Regions from separate parts of the Homo sapiens genome. Here regions 1 and 3 are each linked to region 2. The links are chromatin contacts, found by Hi-C or POLR2A ChIA-PET in ENCODE. All regions are on one chromosome and are shown on one strand. Each heading gives the region's core, a stretch centred on a gene start or an enhancer-like site at or near the end of the contact. The rest is flanking DNA. Distances are from core to core; before and after follow the strand shown.

Region 1 (4,012 bases), core at 1,014-3,513, 41 kb after region 2:
TTGCCCAGGCTGGTCTCAAACTCCTGACCTCATGTGATCCGCCCGCCTCGGCCTTCCAAAGTACAGGGATTACAGGCATGAGCCACCTCACCCTGTCACCCACATAGTTTTGAGCCCTGGTCCCACCTGTCAGGTAGCTGGTCCACACTCCATCCCAGAGGAAGCTCTTAGGTCAAGGGGTGGGAATTTCAAGAGGGGCAACGAGTAGCTGGAAGCCATGTTCCCAGGCCCATGTTTTACCCCAGCCTCCTGCCCCACATCCTCCCCATAGATCTCACGTAAAGGGCCTGTGCCTTGCAGTGAGGGCTGTTTCATCTACCTGCCTTCCTAATAAACTTTCAGACAGAAGTATGTATGTGTGAGTGTGTGTGTGTGTATGTATGAGTGTGTGTGTGTGTGTGGTGTTAAATGGGGATGTTAATATAGTCAATACTAATTCCTAGATAAGAACATTGTCTTAGTCAAGACTAATTCAATGCTAATACCTAGATAAAAACATTGTCTTCATCTTGGAAGGTGAATACCTGTTCATTAAATGATCATTGCTTTGGAAGAACTTTTAATGGGAAATACTCAGAAAACAATGCCAATGTGGATGGGGAGACAAGCACGACGTCCAATAGACACCATGCATTATAAGCAGAGATAGAGATAAAGATAGGCATTGAACAAAGAGAGAAGGAAATACACCAAAATGCCCAGAGAGGTTTTCTCCAGGTTTGGAGTTACAGGTGATCTTTGCTTTCTTCTTTCCTGTATATTTCTGTGCTGCCCAAGTCTTTTACTGTGAGCAAATGTGACTCTAGTAATGGTGGGGATTAATAATTTTTTAATTTGTTTTTCAAATGTAGAACACTTTTCCCTGTCTCCCAGTGTCATCAAGAAGCCCAGAAGAAAGCTGAGTGACCTGGCCGGGCGCAGTGGCTCACACCTGTAATCCAGGCACTTTGGGAAGCCGAGGCGGGCGGATCATGAGGTCAAGAGATCAAGACCATCCTGGCCAACATGGCAAAACCCTGTGTCTACAAAAAATACAAAAAATTAGTTGGGCGTGGTGGTGCATGCCTGTAGTCCCAGCTACTCAGCAGGCTAAGGCAGGAGAATCGCTTGAACCGGGGAGGCGGAGGTTGCAGTGAGCTGAGATCGTGCCACTGCACTCCAGCCTGGCGACAGAGTAAGACTCTGTCTCAAAAAAAAAAAAAAAAAAAAATCCTGAAAGTTGAGGAGTGACCTCAGTACTAAGGCCCTCAGATCCTCCAACCCCATGGCACAGGCGCTCCCTCCTGTTGTCTAGCACAGTGTCTGGCGAAGGCCATCACCCTTATATGAGGGCAGAAGGTGAGCTAAAGCCCTATGGAAAAGGTGGCTCAGGCATATACAGGCCTGTAGGACCAAGCTCAGAGACAGACCTGTGGCCAGTGGCTCCACAGCTATGCCCCAACCTAAATGTGCCCCCAGAGCTTGCTCCAAAAAGATTCGAGGAGTAGGAGGGGAACAAGGCAAAGGAGATAAAAAGGGGATTACTGGGAAAGTATTAGAACTACCCTGGACCGGGCACGGTGGCTCACGCCTGTAATCCCAACACTTTGGAAGGCCAAGGTGGGCAGATCACTTAAGGCCAGAAGCTTGAGACCAGCCTGGCCAACATGGCAAAACCCCGTCTCTACCAAAAAAAATACAAAAATTAGCCTGGCCTGGTGCCGGGCACCTGTAGTCCCAGCTACTCAGGAGGCTGCAGCGGGAGAATCACTTGAACTCAGGAGGTGAAGGTTGCAGTTAGCCAAGATCGTGCCACTGCACTCCAGCCAGGACAACAGAGGAAGACTCCATCTCAAAAAAGAAAAAGAAAGAGAGAAAGAGAGAAAGAAAGGAAGGAAGGAAGGAAGGAGAGAGAGAAAGAAAGAAGGAAGGAAGGAAGGAGAGAGAGAGCAAGGAAGGAAGAAAGGAAGGTAGGAAGGAAGGGAGAGAGAAAGAGAGAAAGAGAAAGGAGAGGAGAGGGGAGAGGAAGGGAGGGGAGGGGAGGGGAGGGGAGAGGAGAGGAGAGTGCCCTGCTCAGGAGGTAGCAGATTTCCAGGGACCCCTGAGGGTCAGAAGAGAAGGACTGGGAGAAAGCCAAGGAGTTGAGGCAAGGTTCACATCAGCTCAGGGACACCCACGTCCTCCTCTGGCTCTAACCATCCTTCTCATTGACAGATCTTTTTAACTGCCTTTTGTTTCCTCTTATCTCCCTCACCCAGCCACCAGCTTCTACCCCCACCCCCAACTGAATTGCATCACCATCCACTGAGCTCCCAGGGCCTGCAGCTGTTGCTGCCTGGGGTGACAGACACACCCCGATTTTTGAAGGGAATGAGCTTATGAGGTCAGGGAGGAAGGGGGAATTGGGGGCTGGGGAGAAGCAAAGCTTGGAGTAAACTTCCCAGAACTGCAGAGGGTGGCTGAGACCACCCACTCTTCTTACATTGTCACTGTGGTCAGAGCCTTGAGCCACTGTCAAGTGTTGGATTCAGAGTGGGTGGGTGTCCAAGGAGAAGAAACTGGAAACAGCAGGGAGGAAAGGGCAGGCACAAAAGTGTTGTGGGTAATTCCTTCTGGGAGAATTGATAACTTTTGCATTCATCTGGCAGGGCCCTCTGGAAGCAGCAATAAGTTGACATCTGTTCTTTAGCTACTAATGCCAAATAGATTACTTGACAGTAGTTTAATATGCACAACTAGGAACTCTGTGTGTGTGTGTGTGTGTGTGTGTGTGTGTGTGTGTTGGTGGAGGGTGGGTGGGTGGAAAGGGAGCAAGAGGGAAGATCTTTTGAGAGGGTAAGAGGACTATCTGCATTCCTCCAAATTTCTGGAGAAAGAACTCAATAACAAATTCAGAAAAGTATATTAAGTCCTGGGGGATTCTGAGCCAATCTTCCCACAGCTGGATATGTCAACATCTGTCCTTCGGTCCTCCTTGTCCTCAATTTTTTTTTTTTGGAAAATTGACCCCATTTTGATAAGAATGTCTGTGTTTTTGAAAAACATAACCCATCACATATGATCTCCATGGCAATGATATTTTGCTATAGGAGGCAGTAGTAGGATGTGGTGGTAAGAACATGCACCTCAGAACCAGACACCTGGGTAAAAGTCTGACACTGACAGTTACAAGCTGGGTGAGCAGTCTGATCACTTGCCAAGTTGGGTGACACTAGTTCCTCGCTCACACAGTTGTTGTAAGAAATGAATGACAGGTTCAGAGAACACGCAGTAGAATAAAAAAGAAAGAAAGAAAGAAAGAAATGAGTGGGCATATGCACCGTGCTGAAACACAGAGACTGGCACGTAGTCAGTACTGCATAAGGTCAGCACCCTCCGTATGACCCCACCCCAAATCCAGCCACTCCGGGTATGTCGTGATGAACTAAGCATTAGAGCATGGGGCCTAACGATGGCATGGCTGCAGGCCAAATCCTGCCTGCTGCCCACTTAGCCCAAGAGTTAACATTTTTCTAAATTTTTTAATCACTGGGGTACGAAAAGTCAAAAACAAGAATAGCATTTCATGCCACATGAAAAACATATGAAATTCAGACTTCAGTGTTCATAAATGAGTTTTCTGAAGCACAACCACACTCATTTGTTTATGTATCTTCTCTAAGACTGCTTTTCCGCTGCAATGACAGAGCTGAGCAGGTACAACACAGATGTATGACCCACAAAGCCTAGAATATCTACTATCCGGCCTTTTACAAAAAAAGTTTCATCAGCCTTGCATTAGAGGATCAGCAGTCCAATTCCAGCCCTGCTTCCCACCTTCCAAATAGAGATAACACCTTCTCTGTCACTGAAAAACCCTCACCAGCATGCACGCGCGCGCACACACACACACACCACACACACCACTTGGCTTATTCACCGTGATGCTGTTAACACCAGCTGGCCTCCACTTTGGAAAGTGTAAGACCAGATTAGGCTATAAAGCATTACTGTTATTTTCTGAGCAAGCACTTGGGGGTGGTGCAATCCCAGT
Region 2 (3,947 bases), core at 279-2,778:
GTGCCTGGCCTAGTGCCTTTGTGTCCAAAAGGCAGAGCCAAACCATCCCAGGGGTCCAGCTCTCAAGGTATGCAATCAGATGACCAGATATGGCAGAAAACCAAAGGGTGCAGTAGCTGGGCATGTGCCTGGGTGGACTTACATGGGGTGGAGCTAAGGTCTGGGTCCAGTCCTTCCGGGCTGGCTTTAATGCAGCACTTTCAGAATGGAGCTTGCTGTTCAGAAAACAATATTTGTCAGAATAATTTTCTTTCTTTCTTTCTTTTTCCTTCCTTCCCCTTCCCTTCCCACCCCTTCCCTTTTTCTTCCTTCCTTCCCTTCCCTTTTTCTTTCTTCCTTCCTCTTTTCTTTCTTTCTCTTTATTTCTTTCTCTTTCTTTTCTTTTCTTTCTCTATTTCTTTCTTTTCCTTCCTTCCTTCCTTCCTTCCTTCCTTCCTTCCTTCCTTCCTTCCTTCTCTCCCTCCCTCCCTCCTCTCCTTCCTTCTTCCCCTTCTTCTTTCGTTTCTTCCTTCCCTCTCTTTCTGTCTTTCCATTTCTTAATAATAAGTGATGAGGCCGGGCACAGTGGCTCACGCTTGTAATCCCAGCACTTTGGGAGGCTGAGGCAGGCTGATCATGAGGTCAGGAGTTCGAGACCAGCCTGGCCAACACAGTGAAACTCTGTCTCTACTAAAAATATAAAAATTAGCTGGGCATGGTGGCGGCCGCCTGTAATCCCAGCTACTTGGGAGGCTTAGGCAGGGAATCTCTTGAACCTGGGAGGCGGAAGTTGCAGTGAGCCGAGATCGTGCCACTGCACTCCAGCCTGGGAGACAGAGCTAGACACCATCTCAAAATAAATAAATTAATAAATATAAAAAAAATAAGTGATGAATGTTGGACATGGTGGCTCATGCCTGTAATCCCAACACTTTGGGACTACACCGGTAATCCCAGCACTTTGGGCCAATGCAGGTGGATCACCCGAGGTCAGGAGTTCAAGGCCAGCCTGGCCAACATAGTGAAACCCCATCTCTCCTAAAAATACAAAAATTAGCCTGTAATCCCAGCTATTCAGGAGGCTGAGGCAGCAGAATTGCTTGAACCCAGGAGGTGGAGGTTGCAGTGAGCCAAGATCGTGACCACTGTACTTCAGCCTGGGCAACAGAGTGAGACTCCATCTCAAAAATATAATAAAAATAAAAATAATAAGTGATGAAACTTTTGGAAGTTTGGTGACTTGGGCCCAGTGTCTTTATCTCAGAGCTTATATTCACGTGTGACCAGTTAGTTAAATTGTCCAGAAATGCAAAACAGTAATCACAGGGACCCATCCTGAGTCTTCCACGGAGGTTAACTCTGGTCTATGACCCAGACTTCTTCCCTTTTCCCTCAGAATCAGCCACCTTCTTGCCTCATAAAAACAGGGAGGGGTTATCATGCCTCCCTCCCCTCTCACATGACCTTGCAAGGCTTCAGTTACAGTGTCTTACCATGAGCCCACGTGTCACAGCACTAGCAGAGCCAGCCTCACTTAACTGCCTTTTGTTGCCAACATTAACTGCTGGGCTTCCTGGGTGCTTCAAACCAGAAGCCTTCCTGGGGGCTTAACATCAGAAGCATCTCAACACGTAGCACCAGGGCCACAGGCTATGACTGGAACTCTTGTGGTTGTGCCCTGTGGTCATTTTGCCAGTTATGAGTGAACCTCAAACAATCGACAACTGGGGCTCTGTCCCAATAACCTCCCTGATAGCTTGCATGTTTCTCTTAACCTCATGAGTCTGCAGAAGCAGGCTGGCAAGTGTTCAAGAACAGGCCATCTCATGAGGTTTCCTGTACTTCCTGCCACTGCTGTCGCTGCTGCCAGGGGCACACTCCCCCAGAAAAGCCTTTCTCATGATAGGTTAGCATTTCTGCTACCAGTTGTGGCAGAGGCCAGATGTGAAGGGCATGAAAAGGCAAAATAATGAAAAGGAAATATACCCTCCACTTTCTTGTTTTAGAGCTTTTTTTCCTTTGTTTTTGTGGATTTGTTTTGGAGGAAAGGGAATAGAAGAAAGGGGTGATGGTTTGAAAAATTAACATGTAAGCCCGTGTAAAATTTGCAAAGAGGATTCACAGCGGGTTGGAAGAGGAAGAGGTCGTGTCATTGTGGAATTAGCCAAAGGAATGTGCAGCCCTTTCAGTTGTACACTAAAATGGCAGAAGTTTGCACCAGTCAAAACCAACATCCCAGTTCTTTCCCTGCATTCACCTGGGTCCTCTTTCATGAAGTCTCTGTCCAGTTCATTGAGTGGTATTGTCTTATACTCAAGAGGAAATCACCAGGTTCAGCACAGTAGGGAACATTGACAGACTGTGGTCACCACAGCCAGATGTTCCAAACTGTCCTGAAGGGCTGAGAAGCTTGTCATGTTCAATAATGTATCCCAGTGCCCAGAAAAGTGCTTGGTACCAAACTGACACTCAAGAGATTATAAATATCCCTTGATGATTGAATAAATGAATAGAGGTGATTTTGGCTGACATTAACATTAGATTTAGAGAAAAATAGTTATTTTATAGCAAAACAGATATAAATTACTTTATTACCATAGAATAATCTCTGTCCCCTTTCTTTGTTCACTATCTTTATTAATCCATAAGTGAATCTCCCCTGCCCCATCCCCAGTCATATACCCATATGAAGTGCTGACATTTTATTTTTCTGTACTCACTGATGACAGATTTTTTTTAAAAAAGATGGCAGCTTGCACAAGGAGCAGGGTGGTCGACGTTACCTGACAAGGTCCCTGGCCTGTGTATCTTCTCCTCAAAGCCTCAAATGCTCATGCAGCCCAAGGATAGAGGGAACCAGAGAGCTGTGGTCAGCCTGAAGTGACTTTGCCACATCTGAAATGACCCATGAGCTAAGGGCCTATGGAGACTACAACAGTTGTGAGACTCCCACAGCAGTTCCAGATAACTTTTAAAGTTATCTAATCCAACTGCTCAGCCTCCCAAAGTGCTGGGATGACAGGCGCGAGCCACCACACCTGGCCACATCTGTATTCTTTATGCTATATTAAGGTAGCATCATCCTCAGTCCTGCCATGTTGTTACTACTGGTTTTCCTTGTATTGAGCTTTCCCCTAAATGTGCCCACTGGGCTTCTGTGCTTGAGTTCATGGATAGCCAGGACTTGCCATGTCTGCTGGGCCCAGCAAACCTGCAAAAGCATGCCCTCCCACAGCAACATTGCAGTCACCAAACATTGTCCACCAAGTCTCTGGGAAATCCATAACAATGCATTTACATTCTTTTTTTTTTTTTTTGAAATAGAGTTTTGCTCTTGTTGCTCAGGCTGGAGTGCAATGGTGCGATCTCAGCTCATGGCAACCTCTGCCTCCCGGGTTCAAGTGATTCTCCGGCCTCAGCCTCCCAAGTAGCTGGGATTACAGGCGCATGCCACCACGCCCAGCTAATTTTGTATTTTTGGTAGAGACAGGGTTTCTCCATGTTGGTCAGGCTGGTCTCGAACTCCCAACCTCAGGTGATCTGCCCGCCTCAGCCTCCCAAAGTGCTGGGATTACAAGCGTGAGCCACTGCGCCCGGCCACATTTGCATTCTTATATGGAAATTGACTGCTTATTTTGTTACTTAAACTCTAGTATCACTACTGAACTCTTATGTCTGCCCTCTTGTTGGCCATTTTCTGTGTTCTCTCTTTGCTACTGTTAACAGTCTTCATAGAATCTGATTTTGTCCTTTTACCTTGAGATGTGTTCTCATACTTTAAATTCTAGATTTTGACCAGGGCAGGATATATACAAGACAAGCTTAAAACATCTTGTAGTGCCAGAAAGTAAGAAAGTGCTCAAAAACAAAAACAAACAAAAAAAACCAAATAAACAAAACAAACACACACTGATGGGGCTATGTCAAAGAGACACAGGAGGAAACTGAAAGTGCTCCCAATGTCCAAA
Region 3 (3,936 bases), core at 784-3,283, 52 kb before region 2:
TCCATGAAATAACTTAACACTTTCTTTTGGACTAAGCCTTTGCAAACTGATGGGTGTTGTATGCTTACAGCCTGACTTAGTTCCAACTGTCCACATTTCAATTGCTTAATAGCCATGTGGCCAGTAGCTACCAAACCAAACACCATGAGTCTAAATTCATAATCCCAACACTCTTCATAATCTTTGGAGCTCTTCTTGAAAGTCTTTCAGAAGATAGGAACAGAACTGACAAGATAAAGAGCCTATTTTTAGTTATTTGCTTTAGTCCAAGAAAAGAAAAGAAATAAACAATAGATTTCACAACTTCCATCTACAACCAGTAGTCAGCTTAGTTGCTGAAGGTCAGATGAGAAGCAGAGTGATGGAATCCACATCATTACATAACATGTGTCAGGTGTTCACATGCTTTCAGAGGGAAGCTGAACACAATGTGAAGATCAGAAAGCTGTAGATCCCTGACCAGAGGGTTGCTCATGAATCCAGCTCACAAGGAACACCAGCAGAGCTACCATTAACTCCCTCCCAGTCCTTCCTCTCCTTACTGTCACTCTCACCCCTGCCCCAGTTTGAAAGGCAAGGTGCATGAGCCAGGCCTAACCAGTGTAGGACAGACCCCATCCTCCTCACATCCAGAGGGCAGAAAGAAACCTCAAGACCTCCTTTCACCCCCAGCCCCTTGGAGAATCCTCTAACACCAGGAGTTCTCAAACTTTTATGCACAACAGAATCACCTGGAGGACATGTTAAAATTCTGATTCTGTGCCTTATCCCCAAGAGGTCTGAGATGGGGCTGGGGAATGTGCATTTCTAGCAGGTTCCAAGGCTGTTCATGCTGTAGGTCAGAAGATGATCACACATTGAGAACCCAAAGCTCATCCCTAAGTTATCAATATATCACTCAACAGCAAGAACAGATCTAAGAAAAGCACAGTGCCTTTTTCACTCTTGATAAAAATAAATGTGATTTTTAAATAGTTGATGTGTTTGGCTATTTCTCCCTGCCCTCCATTATTTCCTCTAGTCCAGGAAGGAAGGAAGGAATCATAATGGAGAGACAAAGATGAAAGGGAAAAAAGCATGGGGGCAGGGAAGTTAGCGGGAAATAGGGAGATGGACAGAGATAGATCACCAGAGTTCAGGATGGTGGAGAATAAGGCAAGATCTGTGCTCAGGGAGGAAAAGGGCAGCACAGCCACCTCCAGGCCCCTCAGCTGGGCCTGATGCACAGACTGGGGACAAGTTTGCCCATCTTTCTTTTCAATGAAGCCACAAAAACATCTTACACAGAGATTGTTTTCCTCTTTGCTTTTAAGAGAGGAAATCATGGTTGAATGCTATGTGACAATGGGCAGTTGCAAACCACAAGAGGCTTGACACCCCCATTCCAGGCCCCATATAGTGCTTCACTCCCCCTTTGCCTATGTGTGGGCTTTTTTTTATCTCTAACCTTTCAGGGTGCCTGGGTTTTAAAAGGAGAGGCAGTGAGACTTGCTGAGTTGCAAGCAGCTGGGAATTTGGAATGCATCTTTGGAGATACACACTGAGCCTGGCTCAGAACTTCCAAGAAAACTCAGTGGGAGGGGAGGAAAAACAACGCAATGACATGACGCCTTGCAGGGCCCGCCTTGGCCTTACTGAATCGCCCAGAGATTGCATTCCAGCTGCACTGAGGTGACCCAATGTTCCAGTAAACAAGGAGGGGATGGGATGGAAGGACCTCAGATCAGGCTACCCTGAGCTGTTAAAATAGAACACAGGGGGCCCAGCAAGGTGGGGCAAGGGGGCTGTGAGGCCTTTGTGCACATCCTGGATCAGTGAGGCACACCCACGAGGCACACCGGACACACATATACACATATTCACTTCTGGTGGGACTGGGACAAATACCAAAAACCCATGTTCTAGCCTCAGAATGGTCAGAAACTGGTGACCTCTTTAAGATCCTTCCTAGGAATCTCAGAACACAAAGGGTGAAGTAAGGAGACACTGACTTAGGCCAAGCCAGGCCACTGACTAATGGTGCCATGCTCTAAGTAATCCCTTTGCCTTCCAAAAAGACAAACTGAGCCACAGCAGACGAGCACAGTCATTGAGTCCATTTCCCCATTTGATGCCATAGCATGGAATAGTTGACTGATGATGCTATGACTCCTCGGGCTTATCCCGCCCCTCCTCCCTTGCCCCCGCACCCTCCTGTTTTCTCCTCTGTCTCCACTTCCATTTCACCAGCCACCAAATGAGCCTATGTGACAATCAGAGGGGTTTAGTAGAAATATGAGGAAGAGTGCCCTGGCTCAGACAGCGTAGCTATGGAAGTTCCTTCCCTGAGTGTCCATCTGCCTGGGCTAACTTGGGGCTTTGTAGCCCAAAGAGCATATATAGCTTGCCTCTCCCGCATAAATGTGTGAGTGATATCCTATATTCCTCTATATTCTGTATGTCTAGGTGACCCAAGACTTTATCATCCACACTGGGACGGCTCTAAGAATTAAAGGCAGTGCTCTTGAAAACAATTCCAGGACAAAGACATTAACCAGGACATAGGGCTGCCTGCATGACAAGGGGCCCATTTACCATCCTGGACGTCCCTCCCACATTTCTCGGCCCGTCCTGCTTTGCAGATGACATATTTTTACTATGTCTGATTTGTCCTTTCCCTTTACTGGTTTTAGCCTATGTTCCTTCATTTTCTTATATAACAATCACATTCAGGCAGTTACCGCTTCTCTATTTTGAAGTGAAAAAAGGTGAGTTTTGAAAATTCCCTATGTAAAAAGTTGTAAGACCCCTTCATTAAGGCTCTGAGGGGTGTGTTCCAGCAGCCTCCATGAGCTGCTTTTCAATTCCAGAGATTGGCTACCTTCTGAACATTAGTGTCCAGTGGGTATTGTTGGTGTTACTCACCAAATAGTCACATTCCAGTTTCTGGAGAAGCAAAACAGTGTGAAAAATGGTGATCCTTGCTTGAGTACTCAAAGCAGGGAAAAGGCTTTTCTCATGCTATTTCCTTAACACTCGTGGTAACAGGACCTGCTTCCTCTCTGTCTCTCCAAAGTGCTTAAAGTGTCGTGCATGTTTTCCATGTTTACAGCCACCCTACAAGGTTCCAGTCATCCTCATTTTACTGACTGACACTCTAAGTTGAAGCCAGAAAGCGGGGATAGCCAAGTCTTATCCAAACCCAGATCTACCAGGTCCCAAAGCCCATGCTTGTGCTCCATCAGTCTGGGCATCTGCTTTGCAAACCTGGCTTGACCTTGGAATAACCAGGCATGGACCCTTGTTTATTTTTCAGAGTCTCATTTTTTTTTCACCACTGATTGTTCCTTTCCATTACAGCTGGTGATATCATACTCCAGCAAGCGTTATCTAGTAGACACCAAGACTTGAAGCAGCCTCAGAAAAGTACTGGGCATAATAGGGCTTGGGCTAGAAGTCTGGCATTTCTGTAAGTCACCTAGGCTAAAGTCCAGAGAGGCAAGACAAGTCCAGAGAGGCAAGATGGTGGGGGAATGGAGGGTGGTGCACAAAAGTTTTACTAACTTAGGGGATAAGTGGTCTCCATAAGCAAGACTGGATGCCACGCCAAGCTCTCCCAGGCAAAGCTCCTTCCAGGGCAGGACTCCATGTGTGGAAGTAAGTAGCACATTTGCCTATGGTTGGGAGTAAAGTCTAATAAGAGAGACTAGAACAGGGCTTTAATTACCTGTTCTAAGCACCTCTGCTTATCTCAACTGATTTACCTCTGACCACTCTGCCAGGTGACCACTCTGTAAGGTATTTCTCTGGCCTTAAATGACCATCTCTTACAATACCTGCCCTCCATCCTTTCCCCACCTTCCTTACAAATATAAAGTGGTGGACACAGGAGCGTGGACTTAAAAAGTCAGACATTCCTGGGTTTACTTATTAACTGTGTGACTTTGGGTATGCTTC

The links. Hi-C counts contacts between places; a loop is a spot of excess contacts on that map. ChIA-PET counts read pairs that join two places held with the same protein, here RNA polymerase II (POLR2A). Pooled maps may share reads with other maps.
Region 1: a loop to region 2 is called in a map of K562, with 2.9 times the contacts of the local background. The contact joins two enhancer-like sites. A Hi-C loop is called at or near these places in 10 of 168 maps with a recorded cell type or tissue (CD8-positive, alpha-beta T cell, Caco-2, DLD1 and 5 more), 7 of 37 single-sample maps with no recorded cell type and 16 of 50 pooled maps. POLR2A ChIA-PET finds 5 or more read pairs at or near these places in 9 of 52 experiments (GM12878, H1, HepG2 and 5 more).
Region 3: a loop to region 2 is called in a pooled map, with 1.9 times the contacts of the local background. The contact joins two enhancer-like sites. A Hi-C loop is called at or near these places in 1 of 168 maps with a recorded cell type or tissue (K562) and 2 of 50 pooled maps. POLR2A ChIA-PET finds 5 or more read pairs at or near these places in 4 of 52 experiments (CD8-positive, alpha-beta memory T cell, HEK293, K562 and 1 more).

Annotation. Positions count from the first base shown.
Region 1 is chr1:182,297,953-182,301,964 of GRCh38, forward strand. The region is part of intron 2 of LINC01344 (long intergenic non-protein coding RNA 1344); the gene reads right to left. Among named protein-coding and RNA genes, the nearest start is that of LINC01344, 14 kb to the right of the region's middle. RefSeq lists an enhancer at 3,757-4,012. Within about 2 kb of position 2,264, at least 16 of the 41 ENCODE cell types and tissues checked have a DNase peak (open chromatin) inside an H3K27ac peak, as active enhancers do.
Region 2 is chr1:182,257,868-182,261,814 of GRCh38, forward strand. The region is part of intron 2 of LINC01344 (long intergenic non-protein coding RNA 1344); the gene reads right to left. Among named protein-coding and RNA genes, the nearest start is that of LINC01344, 54 kb to the right of the region's middle. Within about 2 kb of position 1,529, at least 23 of the 41 ENCODE cell types and tissues checked have a DNase peak (open chromatin) inside an H3K27ac peak, as active enhancers do.
Region 3 is chr1:182,205,443-182,209,378 of GRCh38, forward strand. The region is part of intron 2 of LINC01344 (long intergenic non-protein coding RNA 1344); the gene reads right to left. Among named protein-coding and RNA genes, the nearest start is that of LINC01344, 110 kb to the right of the region's middle. Within about 2 kb of position 2,034, at least 9 of the 41 ENCODE cell types and tissues checked have a DNase peak (open chromatin) inside an H3K27ac peak, as active enhancers do.